Regions from separate parts of the Homo sapiens genome. Here all the other regions are linked to region 1. The links are chromatin loops, found by intact Hi-C in ENCODE. Cell type or tissue: GM12878. All regions are shown on one strand.

What was found. A loop is a pair of places that touch in the nucleus more often than their neighbours do. Peaks named below come from ENCODE experiments on the same cell type or tissue, not always from the same donor. Only the 100,000 strongest peaks of a DNase experiment are listed, where the experiment ranks them.
Region 2: a loop joins it to region 1, with 3.0 times the contacts of the local background. A loop is called at or near these places in 10 of 110 quality-filtered maps.
Region 3: a loop joins it to region 1, with 10 times the contacts of the local background. A loop is called at or near these places in 61 of 110 quality-filtered maps.
Region 4: it touches region 1 in a loop (2.4-fold over the local background); 4 of 110 quality-filtered maps call a loop at or near these places.

What each region holds. Positions count from the first base shown.
Region 1 is chr1:99,806,388-99,810,387 of GRCh38, reverse strand. No RefSeq gene overlaps it. Among named protein-coding and RNA genes, the nearest start is that of FRRS1, 42 kb to the right of the region's middle. RefSeq lists an enhancer at 614-1,114. In GM12878, a CTCF peak has its summit at 1,554 (motif pointing left); a DNase peak (open chromatin) is centred at 1,507; H3K27ac peaks cover 969 bases.
Region 2 is chr1:100,275,729-100,279,728 of GRCh38, reverse strand. It overlaps RTCA (RNA 3'-terminal phosphate cyclase), which reads right to left. Exons shown (of 11, transcript NM_003729.4): 8 at 2,413-2,471. Among named protein-coding and RNA genes, the nearest start is that of MIR553, 3.5 kb to the left of the region's middle. In GM12878, a CTCF peak has its summit at 1,682; no DNase peak of the experiment used is centred here.
Region 3 is chr1:100,866,196-100,870,195 of GRCh38, reverse strand. No RefSeq gene overlaps it. Among named protein-coding and RNA genes, the nearest start is that of EXTL2, 27 kb to the left of the region's middle. In GM12878, CTCF peaks have their summits at 1,639 (motif pointing right) and 3,603 (motif pointing right); a DNase peak (open chromatin) is centred at 1,458.
Region 4 is chr1:100,534,562-100,538,561 of GRCh38, reverse strand. GPR88 (G protein-coupled receptor 88) reads right to left here and starts at 423. Exons shown (of 2, transcript NM_022049.3): 1 at 60-423. In GM12878, no CTCF peak of the experiment used is centred here; a DNase peak (open chromatin) is centred at 2,341; H3K27me3 peaks cover 292 bases.

The sequences.
Region 1 (4,000 bases):
TCCTCAGGTGATTACATATTATTGTGATTTGTATGGGTATATAGTTGGCAAAAGATAATGTTAAAAATTTACCAACGCTTGGGCAGAAATGGTGGCTCACACCTGTAATCCTAGCAGTTCGGGGAGCTGAGCTGGGCAGAATGCCTGAGCTCAGGAGTTGGAGACCAGCCTGGGCAACATGGTGGAACTTGGTCTCTACAAAAATACAAAAATTAGCTGGGCTTGGTGGCGCATGCCTGTAGTCCCAGCTACTTGGGGGACTGAGGTGGGAGGATTGCACCTGTGGTCCCAGCTACTTGTGGGGCTGAGGTGGGAGAATCACTTGAGCTTGGGAGATAGAGGCTACAGGGAGCTGTGTTTATGCCACTGCACTCCATCCTGTGTGACAGAGTGAGACCCTATCTCAGAAAAAAAAAAAAAAAAAAGAAAGAAAGAAATTTACCAACCCTCCAAGACTAGCCAACTATTGGACCATTGTCATTTATATAAAACAAACACAACCATTTTAGATTTGATGAGGCACTTTCAAACTCTTTGGCCCATCTATTAGCAAAAGGGAATGTTATATTACCTAGAAAAAGAACGTAGCTGGGCACAGAGGGTCGTGCCTGTAATCCCAGCACTTTGGGAGGTTGAGGTGGGAGGATAGCTTGAGTCCAGGAGTTTGAGACCAACCTGGGCAATATAGTGAGACCTTGTCTATGAAAAAAAGAAAACCTAAACATATAAGGAACTTTCACTTTTGTAACACCAAACTGCCTTTGTAGAATATCTCAGGATTAAACAAATTCGAACAGTGCCAGTTATTAACCCCTTTGGATATGGACTAATTAAGAAGATATGAGACAATCAGAAAAGGTCTTATTAAGATTTCTCGGTTTATACATAAACTCAGATAATAAAACCTCTCTCGTAATACAACTTTGGAGCACTCAATTCTGTTGAGTTATCTCCTCTTTTATTAATGCCAGATCTAGTCACTCTGACTGGGTAATGCTAACTATGGAATTCTGTACAGTGTACGTGTGAATATATGCACTGTATATATATGTGAGGCATGCCTATATGGTGTTAAGCCTTTATCCTTAATGTCTCTCATTTGTGGAAATAATATTCCTTCTTTTATTTGACACTTATTTTCCCCTGGGATTTCCCCAGTGGTATCAACTCTGAACTAGGCAGGCTTCACAGCAGACCAAGTATGACATTGTTTTAATTAACGCCACTCTGAAATATTTGGCTGTGAGTACTTGATAAGGGAAGGCTTCATAAGTATTTCAGGAGGTCTCATTCTCCCGCCTTAAGACCCTTACTACTCTTCTAGGAATTGGGGGAGGAATACAGTGAACTGTCTATGTCCTCACTCTTCAGTGGTAATACTTTATGGGTAGTGCTTCAGGGATGAGTGTGTGGAAAGATTCTAGTTACCTCCCCCTTTCCTTCCAGCAGTCAGACAGAAAGGAAAACGTGGGTGGCCATATAGGGAGATAAACTTGCTCTTCCATGCCCTCAGTTACACGTAACACTTAAAATTTCTTGGCATCTACTGCCACCGTGTGGTTATTTACATTTACTGACTTTAATGTGTTTCCCTTTTAAGGCTGGTCCGAAACAAAAATACAAGGAATTCTAGTTTGTTTTAGTATCCTTCAGCCTCAGATTGTTCCCAAGTCCCTCTAGGTTCTCTGTGCTCTTACACTGACGAGAAGATTCCACTACTAAATACTTTCTTCTTCTCTTATGTTACGCTCTACTAAAGCATGCTGCTGATACTCCAGTGACTTTCAGAGTTTTTGATGAACCAGTTTGAGGCAGAAAGATTCTAAAATGGGCTCCATATGTCCCTGTCCCTGATATTATGGCTTATGTAATCCCTTCACAGGAGTGTGGATGAGACCTGTGACTAGCTTTTAACCAACAGAATATGGCTGAGGTGATGGGATGTCACACTGCAATTACACTGGACAGTATTGTAACTTCTGTATTGCTAACAGACTCTCTTTTTTAGTTTTATTTTTTAATTTTTGTGGGTATAGTAGGTGTATATATTTATGGGGTACATGAGATGTTTTGATTACAGGCATGAAATGTGATATAACCACATCATGGAGAATAGGGTATCCATCCCCTCAAGCATTTATTCTTTGAGTAACAAACAATCCATTTACACTCTTTGAGTTATTTTAAGATGTGCAATTAAGTTATTATTAACTATAGTCACTCTGTTGTGCGATAGCACAACAGATAAATGATAAAATAGGTAAATGATAAAATAGGTCTTATTCATTCTTTCTATTTTCTTGTACCCATTAACCATTCCCACCTTCTCCCTGCCCCACACACTATCCTTCCCAACCTCTGGTAACTGTCCTTTTACTTTCTATGTCCATGAGTTCAACTGTTTTAATTTTTATATCACACAAATAAGTGAGAACATGCAGTGTTTGTCTTTGTGTGCCTGGCTTATTTCACTTAGTAAAATGATCTCCGGTTCCATCTGTGTTGTAGTAAGTGATGGGATCTTATTCTTTTTATGGCTGAATAGTATTCCATTGTGTATATGTATAACATATTCTTTATCCATTCATCTGTTGGTGGACACTTAGTTTGTCCAAATCTTAGCTATTGTAAACAGTGCTGCAGCAAACATAGGGGTGCAGATATCTCTTCAATATACTGACTTCATTTCTTTTGGGTATACCCAGCAATGGGATTGCTGGATCATATAGTAACTCAATTTTTAGTTTTTTGAGGAACCACCAAACTGTTCTCCATAGTGGTTGCGCTAATTTACATGCTAGCAGACTCTCTTGATCGCCTTCTGGGTTTGCATGCATGAAGCAAGCAGCCATGCTAGGGAGACTCAGTGAAAAGAAACTGAGGGTGGCTGCTGGCTGTCAGCTGCAAGAAATTGAGGCTCTCAGTCCAACAAAACACAGGGAATTGTAACAACCACATGAACTTGGAAGCAGATCATCCTCTTCGGTTGAGCTTTCAGATGAGATCACAGCCTTGGCCAACACCTTGATTGCAGCCTGATGAGAGACCTTGAAGGAGAGGACCCAGTTAAGCTATGCCCAGATTCTGTGAGCTTATACAGACAGTCCTTGACTTACTATGGTTCAACTTATGATTTTTGTGACTTCATGATGGGACAAAGGACGTTAAGTATTCAGGAGAAACTGTATTTTGAATTTTGATATTTTCACAGGCTAGTGATATACAGTACAATATTCTCTCTCCATGCTGGGCAGTGGCAGCAAGCCACAGCTCCCAGTCAGCCACACAATCAGAAGGGTAAACAACTGGGTACTCTACAGTGTACTGTGTTTCCAGATGATTTGGCCTGATAGTGGGCTAATGTAAGTGTTCCAAGCATGTTTAAGGTAGGCTAGGCTAAACTATGATGTTCGGTAAGTTAGATATATTTAATGCATTTTTGACTTACAATATTTTCAACTTATGGTGGGCTTATTGAGATGTAACCCCATTGTAAGTTGAGGAGCATCTGTAAATGTGAACTGTTTTCAGCCATTAAATGTGTGGTAATTTGTTACACAGCAATAATTAATACACAGTTCTTTGGTTTTACTTACATCATTCCCCTCTTCCTAGGACTGCAATATAAGTCCTTGGAGACTGTTTTTGGCAATAAATATAATTGTCAAACACCATTCTTTGTTCAGAATTGTCCCTTCTCTCCCACCAAGGCTCTGTTACTGAATCAGCTTGTGCCTGATTTCTTTAAAATAAGTTCTCTTTCAGGAGCTATCTCAACTCCTCATACAAAGAAAGTTTTGTGGGGCCTGCATATATAATCTGCATTCTTAATTTAAAAAAATGTTTCATTTGCGTGGAACACCTGTCTAAGAGCATCACAGTGGTGCCAAAAGGCAGGGGTGGAGAAAGGGATTTACTCTTCTCATCACAGATATTCAACTTGATCCCAAAATAAAACCAGGAGTTTTTAAAAGACGTAAAACTCAATAAATGGTATTGG
Region 2 (4,000 bases), 470 kb before region 1:
AGCTCATTGCAGCCTTGAACATCTTAGGATCAAGCAATCCTCCCGCTTCAGCCTCCTGAGCAGCTGGGACTATAGGTGTGAGCCACCATATGGGGCTACTTAAAAAAAAAAAAATTTTAAGAGATGGAATCTTGCCATGTTGGCCAGGCTGTTGTCAAACTCCTGGCTCAAGCAATCATCCTGCTTCAGCCTCCCGAGTAGCTTGGACTAAAGCTGCATGCCACCTCACCCAGAATACTTTTGTATGTCAAATTTCTTTGTCCTTCCTCCTTAGCTCTCACTTTTCTATCCAGCTAACTTCTATTTACCCACAGAACCCACTGGAGGACCATTAAATGGCAGAAGGCAGATTTGGTGTCAATCAGTCCCCAGAAGGATTCCCTTTGCTTCCCCTGTATTCCTATGGTACCCTGGGGATACCACTATCATAGAACTGGTCTGTTTCCTCTGCCAGAATAACCCAGGAGGCAGGAATCATAGCTGTCACTTTTGAATCCCTAGTACACAGTACCTGGCACATTTGGTAACCAGTAATACAAACAAACTCACACTTCTCCCAATGCCTGCTAAGTACTTATTACTTGTAATATGTCTGCTCCTAGTCTCCGTTTTATATTTGTATTCTCTTTGCTTCTAAAGACTGTTGTAGATAGTGCATGCAGTGGCTCAATATCCACACTGATTCCTCACTGCACCTAATATGTAATTAGTATATGCCAAATACATATTTTAGATCACTATTTCTCAAACTTCAGTATACATTAAAAGTACCTGGAAAGTTTGTTAAAATGGATTCCTGGGCCCCACTCCCACAGATTCTAATTCAATACGTCTGAGGTAGGTCCCAAAATCTGTATTTCTAACGAACTCCCAGTTGATGCTGACAAGTTTGCCTGTCTGCCAACCACATTTTGAATAGCACAGTTTTAGACAGAATTCATTTATGTGAGTTCAACTGGAAATGGTGATTTTATTTATTCTCTTGATCAGATTTGATGCCCAACTAGTTCTAGATTTACCAACTGAGCAAACTGAAGAATTCCTAATTTTTTTTGTATTCAGTAGTAATAGTGTGGCTTAACAGCATAGCTAGGGTAAACATTTTTATTTGTTTATTTATTTTGCAAAGACAAAGTCTCACTACATTGCCCAGGATAGTCTTGAACTTCTGGTCTCAGTAATCCTCCCACCTCAGCCTCCCAAAGTGCTAGGATTACAGTTGTGTACCACTGTGCCCAGCTTGGTAAGCATTTTTAAAGATGCTACAAAGTAGGAATAAAGCAATCAATGACCACGCAAACAACTAGAAGTTCACCTAAAAGTTGCCTGATTGGTAAAAGTAACTTTAAATATTAACAAACACATGCATGTATGTATCTTCTCTCTCTAATATACCAAACCTTAAACAAATTTCCCTTTCACAAAAACATTCAAAATTCTGAAATCACCAATGTAATAACTGATGCAGAGAAGAATCATCAATAGATGTTAAAACCACTGGATGAAAGCTGTTATGGGTGCAGGATAACCAGATGGCCTCAAAATATTTTCTTGGATCACTAGTTAATTACAAAGGTAAAAGGAACTTTCATGGCAGACAGATCTGCAGGACACACCTCCTTAACCAAGTGATCACACTCAACCTCACCAATAAAGGAGAAACTAACATCATGTGCCCCCTGCCGTGATACAGTGGAATGTACACAAAATCACCTATGTAGTATTCTTAATAAAAATGTTTAATCTGAATATATCATGAGACAATCAGACAAATTTAAATTGTGGGAAACTCTGTGAGAAAATGGCCTGGACTCTTAAAAATGTCAGTATCATGAAATGAACAACAACAAAAAAGGTAATGGGAGGATTGTGTATTAAAAGAGGGACTAAAGAGACTTGAGAAACAAATGCTATGTGCCCCCCCCCAAAAAAAAAAATTCCACATCGCTCTAAATAATATTTTGGAAACAATTCATTATGTATGAAGCTATCTGGTGTGTCAGAATAAAACAAATTCTTCAGGTGTAAAAATGGTATTATAATTATGTAGTTATTGCTCTTTGGACATATATGCTGCAGTATTCAGGGGTGAGACATGGCACCTGCAACTTATATTGAAATGGCTCAGAAATATACACAACAAACTAAATGTTCATAACTAGTGAATCTAAGAGAAGGTTGTATGGATGACTAGTTGAACTAGTCATTCAACTTTTCCATAGGTTTGAAATTTTCCAAAGTATAAAGGTGGGAGAAAGACTGAAAGTCTGAAAGTGTAATTGACTCTAAAAGAGAATCAATTAACTACATCCTTTTAAACTTTCATCCATCATTCTATAACATTCCAATCCTGATGGATTAAAGAATTCTGCAGTAGCATTGGGAACTATGGACCCCCTTCATTTATCTTACCTCGTTTACCAAGCGATGATCCAGCAAACAAACAGCCAGTGGAGGTCTCAGCAATAATTCTATGCAAGAAAAAAAGTTATTACTACCTTTGCTATAAATGTTCCAAATTTATGCAAATACAACAAAAGAGAACAATGACTATTAAATAGGCAGAACTAAATCTGGGCAACAAATTGCAAAAGTAAAAATTCTTCATATAGAGTGGTATGATTAACATTGTCTATCTTAATCAGACCAGTAGTATCCTTTACCACTTGACCAGGAGAAGTCACACCAGATTCTAATTCACAGGTTAAGAAATGTCTACCATGCCCCCCAACAAGTTAACATGTCATTAGCACTAAGTGGTACCATTTCACAGGCACACAGTACTATAAAGTGTTTCAGAATTATCTTAAATAAAAAGGTCGTTATGCAGAGACTTTGGTATTGTTCTACGGTTTTTAGATAGTGTTATCATAAGTAGAGCAAGCGTTTACTTTAAACCTTTTAATGGAAATTCTGAATGAGAGGATTTGGAACTTAAATATCCAAAAATGGTACTTTTATACTTCAAAAACATCAGTTAAAGAATTTGTACTAATACTTAAATCTATAACTCCTAACTGAATTAACATAATAGTTCTAGTCTGGTTTTTTTTGAGATGGAGTCTCGCTTTGTCGCCAGGCTGGAGTGCAGTGGTGTGATCTCAGCTCACTGCAACATCCGCCTCCCAGGTTCAAGTGATTCTCCTGCCTCAGCCTCCCAAGTAGCTGGGACTACAGGTGTGCACCACCACGCCCAGCTAATTTTTGTATTTTTAGTAGAGACAGGGTTTCACCATGTTGGCCAGGATGATCTTGATCTCTTGACCTTGTGATCTGCCCGCCTCAGCCTCCCAAAGTGCTGGGATTACAGGTGTAAGCCACCGCGCCTGGCCTCTAGTCTGGTTTTAAAAAGCTCTTTGCTATATTTATTTGTGAACTGATTTCACATTTGACGTATTTTATGCAACTGGAAATATTCTCATAGGACTAGCTTTAAAGCCTAACTTCTGATTAAACGTTTAAGTTCACTATATAAGGGAAAGGGATCTTACAAGGTAACAAAAGGCAAGCCATCCTCAGAAAAAATTCAGAATAATTGTCTTAATTTATCATACTGGTGTTTTAGGTAGGAATGTCCTTAAAAATATAAACTGAGGCTGGGCACAGTGGCTCATGCCTGTAATCCCAGCACTTTGGGAGGCCAAGGCAGGTGGATCATGAGGTCAGGAGATCAAGACCACCCTGGCTAACACGGTGAAACCCTGTCTCTACTAAAAATACAAAAAATTAGCTGGGCGTGGTGGTGGGCGCCTGTAGTCCCAGCTACTCAGGAGGCTCAGGCAGAAGAATGGCATGAACCCAGGAGGCGGAGCTTGCAGTGAGCCAAGATCACACCACGGCACTCCAGCCTGGACAACAGAGCGAGACTCCACCTCAATAAATAAATAAATAAATAAATACTTCTTAAAACTATAAACTTAAGCAAGAAACCCTAAAAATCTTTAATTTAATTAGATAACTATTTTAGGGTTCTCAACTAATGTGTAGGAAAAAGTATTGT
Region 3 (4,000 bases), 1.1 Mb before region 1:
AGTATGCAAGTACTGAAAGCAATTTAAGGGGCCCACTTTAGCTCTAGCTCAGAAGGAATATGTAAATGAAGTATTTATTTAATCTAGAGAGGCCTCAAGTCTCTTTTCTTTTTCATATGTCAATATTTCTTTTATCTAAAAGGAAAAAGAATCAAATTCTTGATTGGAATATTTTCAGTAGTTTAAAAATATATATATCTGAAGCAATCAGTCTTACTTTATAGCCGTAGGTCCTAACCTGGACTGATTTTGCCCCCGAGGGGACATCTGGCAATGTCTGGAGACATTTTTGGTTGTTACAATGGAGGGCTTGCTACTGGCGTCTAGTGAGTCGAGGCCAGAGATGCTGCTAAGCATCCCACAATGCACAAGACAGGCCCTCACCACAAAGAACTAAGTGTCCCAAAATGTCAGTAGTGCTAAAGTTGAGAAAAAATATATTTGGCATTATATTATGGAATATTTCATCAGTCTTGTATCATATCACACTACTTATCACAATGAAAGTTGCATTTTTAAAGTTTTATCCTGTATAACAATGCCTATTGGAACAGAACATTAAGGGAAAATGTGCTTGTATTTCTGATAAAACATCTGATGCATGATGCTATGACCCTCAACCTCATCAAAGAGCCAGAAATTTCCCTGGTTAAGGTTTATTTTTGATTCATTTTCTTTTTCTCATCCACATACCTCTTTCTATTTTCACATATTGAAGAAATAGAGAATGGAGCTTGATTTTCTGGGAGGGAACATATGAATGAATATATATATTTCTGAAGCACCACAGAGAAATATTATATAATATGCTGTGTGTTTTAATAATGTCTCAGAGAAAGTCGGCATGGTTGAGTTAAAATAAGCTAAATATAAATTCTCAGGTAAGCATACTTATGTGTGAGTATGTGTGTCCAAATATTTTTGGTTTAAACAATAAATAATATACAGCTAGTGAAGACAATTTATATAGAAAAGAATCTTGCGATGGGAGAATCAGGGAACTTTCTTTCTAGTATCAGCTAGGTGACTAAGTTAATTAAATTTATCTGGGTCTCAATTTCCACATATACAAAAGAGAATGACAAACTAAATGGTCAGGAAATTTATTTCCCGTTTCAAAATTCCATAACCCTAAACGTGAGTATTGAATTAATAGGTTTTAAAGTAGCTATATTATACTTCCCAGCAAGAAAAAATTATCCCGTAGAGTTTAGCTCTGTTGGAACCTCCCCTACATCCTAATCCTATCTCCCCAGAAACACTGTCTCCAAGTGAATTCTAACTTAATAAACATCACTAGTTGTTTGCTGCGTTTTAGGGCCAAAATACGTGATGATGATGTCATCACGCAGTGGTAAACACCGACTGGAAGAGGTTGTGATTTCACAGATATTTTACTTCTTAACAAAGCTATTTAATGGATACCACTGGCCATTATGAAGAACTCGAAGACAGTTACAGCAGGCTAACAAACCACTTGACTCAAATTGAGCTATGAATCAGAAATGATCATATACAGCAGCTAATTTTTTAAACCCAGAATGCAAATACGAATTGTAAAAACAATTAAATTATTTGATTTCATTTACACTGGTGAAACATGATTTTTATGGAATTTACTGTCTGACCAGCAGATGTCAGTGCAACCTAATTAACTAACATTTTTAGTAGTTTAAATACCTGCCAGTAAACTAAGTGAAGTAGTCTTAAAATAGCAAAGTCAAAAACCTACTGTCAATGTTTTTGATTAAGAATATCTAAGTAGAGCTATAGAAAATATCAATCCTTCAAAAGTTAAATTAAATGGGTCCTTGCCTAGGTAAATCATATTACATAAGTTATGACACCTTGTTATCATAATTTCTGTGACAATAGCATTTCTCAGTGACATATAGAAGACATGACCTTAATTAAATACAAAATGCTAATCTGTGGCGAAGTGTTAGACTAGCACGTTATTTTAAAAACTCACATATCATAGACACTTGAGTCAAATGTAACTTAATTGTCTCTGAGTGGTGTATACAAAGCCTTGGAAGAACCCATTAATTCCCAATGAACACTAAACATTAGTAATGTGATACCATTTGTTTTCTACAATGCAGCCTTTTGCATTCAGCAAAAATTGTAACTGTAATGACAATAACAGCAGCACCTATTATGTGCTGAACATTCAGCTTATATTATCCCATATAATCTTTGTAACAACCCTGCCATGTAGAGGCCTGTGTCACCCACACCTTGAGGATAAAGTAACTAACATTCAAAGAGGTTAGGTAATTTTTCTAATAAAAGTTACACAGCAGCCAAAATGACAAACTTCAGATAGTTCCAAGGCTGTACTCTTCCCTTTATGCAATATTCCATTCCTTTAAAAATGCTATTTTATGACCTTTTATTGAAAAGGCCTCTCATCATTTATCACACTTAATGCTAAAACTATATTTTATACAAAATATTTCTACAACAATGATATGGCACACAACGAGAAGTAGACTAAGAATAAATGAAGGAGTATGTGTACAATTACTTTTGAAAAGCAAAAGCCATAATTTCTTATAAAGTAAAACATGCCCTCACCATATAGTAGCAATCCCATGCCTAGGTATTTACCTAAGACGTATTAAATATATGTCCACACAAAGACCTATACTCAAATATTTATCAAAACTTTGTTCATAATCATCAAAATTTGAAAACAACCCAAATTTCCATCAGCTAGTTAGAGGATAAACATATTGTGGTTTATCCATACAGTAGCATGCTGCTCAGCAATAAAAAGAAACAAACTACCTTTACATGCAACAGCATAGCTGAACCTCCAAAGCATTAAGCCAAGTGAAGGCAGACAGACACAGAAAGCCATATACCATATGCTTCCATGTATATGACATTCTGGAAAAGGCGATACTCTAGGGACAGAAAACAGATCGGTGATTGCCAGGGCCTGGAGGTAGAAGTGGGGGGTTGGGTATGAAAGGGCATGAGGAAATCTCCAGGGATGATAGATATATTCTAGATCTGATTGTGGTGAATGGTGATAAGACTATATACATTTATCAAAACTCATAGAATTGTACACTTAAAATTGGTGAATTTTACTTTATGTAAATCTTACTTCAACAAATCAGACTTTTTTAAAAAGTGAAAGACATTAGACATATAGAAAGTATTAGTGACGTCACCATTAATAAAATTTCTGAAGAGTTGAGCCAAACAATAAGAGATAGAAGAAAAGTTAACAAACAACCCGAATCTTTGCCTAGTCTGGGAATGTAGGAGAACAGAAACCAGGGCTCTGGTATTAGCTTGCCAACCTGCTTGTGTGATCTTGAGTGAGGCATTACTTCTCTCCAAGTCTCAGTTAACTTACTATTAAATAAATTGCAGTAAACATTTAAATTCTTTAAACTTCTTGAACTCTTCAAGCTAGAAAAACAAACCCCAAAAAGTATAAGGTTCACTGTTCCAAAAATTCTCCCCCTTGCTGATCATTAAAGAAAAGCCCAAGTATGACATGTAATTGCTTTGGTAGAGAAATGGGGTTCACAGTATTCACTATTAGCACTCACCATTCCTTCAGAGAGGGTAATTATTCTATGTGGCCAGCAGGTGTCATTCACTCATTTATGAAACCTGATAATTCTCATATCCAAATGCTTTTTTAAATGAATGTTGGCTTAATATTTTCATTTGTAGCGATTATGAACATTGTTTCTCTCGGTAAATGCTTACAGGAAGGAAGATATCCTAAAAATTCAACCTAGTCCTCCATTTTTTTCTCAGTCCTCATCAGGTATGCTAATTAAATCTATATATCAAGATGAAAAAAACATCTTTTACTCCGTGATGTTTAATGTTTCAAAGATTTTTAGGAAACAAAGCAATGGCTTTATGAACATTACTTACCCAGTCTTGGCACACTCAGTCCTTTAACAACATTCTCGTCATTCTGTGTCACTCCCTGCCTGAAGCCTTCCCCTGGCAACTCCGATACCAC
Region 4 (4,000 bases), 730 kb before region 1:
AGGAGAAAGCAGAGATATCCCAGCTGGGGAAAATCCCATGGGAAAGAGGTGAAGGTTACCTTGCGTTTAGGCTGGTCCTTAGCCGGTGTCTCAGGGGGAGGGATGCCGGGAAATACCTCCTCAGCAACAGCATCAGTGGTCCAGAAATCAACAGGAGAAACTCAGCTGGGATCAGTGCCAGGAGCAAGTGCCCGCTTCTCCCAAGCAGCATCCACACACATGGTCCTGGGCAGGAACTAGCAGCTGCAGGGAGACTTCTCAGCTGGTATCAGGGCTGGAGAAAGTAAAGTGGCGGGCTGCAAGCCCAGGCGGGTGGGCAGGCAGGCAGCAGCAGCAAGAATGCTTGGCTGCAAAAGCAGAAGCTGAGCTCAAGAGGAGAGCACCCTGTGCTCAGAAGCAGGAGTGGTGGCTGATGTGGTGAACCCACTCGAAGCTCTCTCCTGCTTAGTTATACATCATCCAGGGAAAAGACAGCCTTTCCACGCTTGGCATGAATTATTCAATAGCTTCCAACTTGTAAAAGGAAGAAAAATATCTTGCTCAGAAAGTCCTGTCGTTAACAAGTTTCTCTGTCTTTTCTCTCTCCCAATCACCTTATTTTTCATCCTGTTTCATTTTTCTTTCCGTCCTTTTTTTCCCTCCCTTCAATATTAGAATAAAATTTAATATACCCTAGAGTATTTCATCTCAGTCTGATGCATTTTGTGGGCAAGATTTTTCTGTGAGATAAATATATTCCCAGTACCCAGGACTGATCTCTTTATTCCCACATTTTTTAACGAGAATTACTTTATGCACTACTTGAAATTCATTTTTCTTTGGTAAAGTGGAACATAGACAATTATCCACAGAAAATCTCCATTCCTCAATTTAAATCGTACTTTCAGTGTTTTCTCATCAACAAACTCCTTTCCGGAGTTTGTTTTGTGTTTTAGTAATGAAATGGTTAGAGGGTAAAAATGAAATGGGCAAAAGATTTAAAGCAGATGTCAGTGGTACATCTAGACAATGGAATATTATTCAGTGCTAAAAAGAAATGAGCTGTCCAGCCATGAAAAGACATGAAGGAACCTTAAGTGTGTATCACTAAGTGACAGAAGCCAACTGGAAAGGACTACATACTGTATGCTACCAACTATGACATTCTTGAGAAGGCAAAACTATGGAGACAGTTAAAAAGACCAGTGGTTGCCCGAGTTAGGGGGAAAGGAGGAATGAATAGATGATCACGGAAGATTCTTAGGACAGTGGAACTACTCTGTATGATACCATAATAGTGGATCTGTGTACTTATAAATTTGCCCAAAGTGGCAGAATGTGAAACATCAGTGTAAGCCATGGACTTTGGGGAATGATGTGTCAACGTACATTCAATTGTAACAGACGAACCACTCTGGTGGGGGATTTTGATAATGGGAGAGGCTATGTATGCGAGGGGCAGGGAGTACATGGGAAATCTCTGTATCTTTCACTCAAATTTGCCATGAATCTAAAATTGCTCTAAAAAAATAAAGTCAATTTTAAAAAAATGTGTGTCAGGGGGAAAGCAAGAAACCTGAATAATCCACAGTGTGAACAAAGATGACTTTTCACTTCAGAACTTTTTGTCTTGTCTGTCTTGGAGATTTGCAGTCTGATGTTGGCATCTTCTTTGGTGCAAGTGTTCATTTATCCATTCCATGTGGGAATTTTTTCAGAAAAGGAGTTCTCTCAATTATTCACTGGAAAAGTCATGTATTTGAAAATGTAACTCAATATGGGAATATGGTAACATGGCATAATAGAAAAAAATGTTAGGTGGGGTTGCAGCACACCCAGATACTAAGCCGAGCATCCATCATGTAGCCTTGCGATGGATTATTTTCATCTTGTCAAATAAGTTCACAGTCAGTCACTTCAAAGGCCCTTTCTGTTAAAACTTTCTGTGAATCCCTATTCATGAATTTAGCATTTCTTCTCTCTAATTATGACACATGGCATATACCTCTTCTATCTAACATGCATTGCAGTTGTAGTTCTGGGTCATATGTCCCTAAGAGCAATGTTTCAGGAGAGAGGTCAAAACACAGCTTCTCTGCTTTTCTTTTTCTATTTCAAAATCAATATGGTTAGTTGATGACTTCAAGAACTCTGATGAGGATTAAGGATAAGCATGACTTGATAGATTTGGTCCAGCTAAGCTATATCTGAATGAAATTGGTTGGGGCAGGGGCAGGGGCCGGAGGGGGAAGTGAAAGAAAAGAACCAGTGACTTGCTATTCAGAGGGTTGAAGGTTTCGATATCAAGTTTACTGATGTAAATGAGATGAGTATTTGTCATCATCTTTTTGCCTATTGCCATTTGTCCTTATTGAGGTTTTGAGTGCATTAAGCACAGCAAGCCTGCATTTCTCCTTTCTAGTTATGACACATGGCGTATACCTCTTCTCTGTAACATGCATTGTAGTTCTGGCCCATATGTCCAGGAGTCTTTTCCACTCTGTCCCTAAGAGCAATGTTTCAGGAGAAAGGAGACTCTCCTAATCATTCATAGTTAAAACTTGCCATTGAAGTAAAGTTTTTTCTCTCACATTAACATAGTCCTAAAGGACTCTCTGATAGAATGTGGTGGGAGGGTATTCAAATTCTGGATCCCTGGTCCCAGCTGCCACTTTGTGTTGCCTTTGAGACGAGCAGCATTCCTGCTGAGGGACTCCAGTGCCTGGCAGTCACACACACTTCCTCCAAGACCATGCCTCCCTTAGCGCTGGCCTGACAGGGGCCAAATTTTTGTTTGTTTCTGGATTTGGTTTTCCTTTTGTTTTAAGTTAATGAACTTACATAATATAGGGTGGGAATTTTTTCTATCTTATTTCCAGCACCAGGTCAGTGCCTGGGACATAGTAGAAACTTAATCAATACTTACTGAATTAATAAGTGAATGGCAGTGTAAATGATTTCATTTATGTTTTCTCCACGGTGAAACAGTAATTCACTTTTATGAGCATCTCTTTCCTCCCACCTTCAGCAGGAACTTGCCCCATCAGTCATCTGCTTTCTGCTGTCTCTTGTCAGTCTCTCTGCTCTCCACTGCTTGCTCCCCTTCAGACTTACAAAAATGCTGATTTCACCACAACCTCATAAAACTCCCCTGGAACTTCACCTCCTTCTCATGGTGCCTACACACAGCTCACTTCCCCTTCCTGATGGAAGTGCTCATTTTCTCCTTCTACTTCTGATTTTACCATTGAATACCCACCCACACGGCCCTTAGCTCTCCCTGCTCCACAGAAACAGCTTTGGCCAAGGTTAACAGTAGCCTCTCAGTAGCAAATCGTGACTCCTAAATCCTTGCCCTCTACTTTGACTCTGTGAAGAACACCCTCCTCCTCAGTGCCATTTCCCTCCAGGTTTCCCTTTGCTTCTGTTCCTCTGTCTGCTCCCTTCCAGACTCAGTCTCTGGCTCCCCAGTGTCATGGCTCCTTTAAGATAGTGTTCCTGGCTTCTCTTCTTGGTTCTCTTCTCACCCTACTCTCTCTCCCTAATTGATCTCATCTGATTCCTGCCTTCCACTCTCGCCTATGGGTCACCCACAGATTCTTTCCCACCAAGCTTACTTCTTTCCAGAGTTGCAGACGTGTTGGAACTCTCCATTCGGCTGGCCTCTCTCCCTCCTCATCCCACTCATTCTCCTATGGTCACTGATTTGGTTAATAGTCCCCATTGTTACCCTAGTGTTTCTAATAATTCACTATCAAATATGGTGTTTGTTATAGTTTTCTGATATATTGTTTATAAGTTAGAGACATTTCTATCTATTTCTAGTATGACTTTTATATGAAGTGAATTTTTTTTTAGCTGTTGATGTAGTAGGTTACATTTGATATATTTTTAAAAGTTGAATCATCTTTGCATTCCTCTGATAAACCCTGTTTGGTTACAATATATTATCCTTTTAAAGATAGACTGTAGGATTCTATTTGGTAGTATTTTATTTAAGAGTTTTGCATCATAAGTAAAG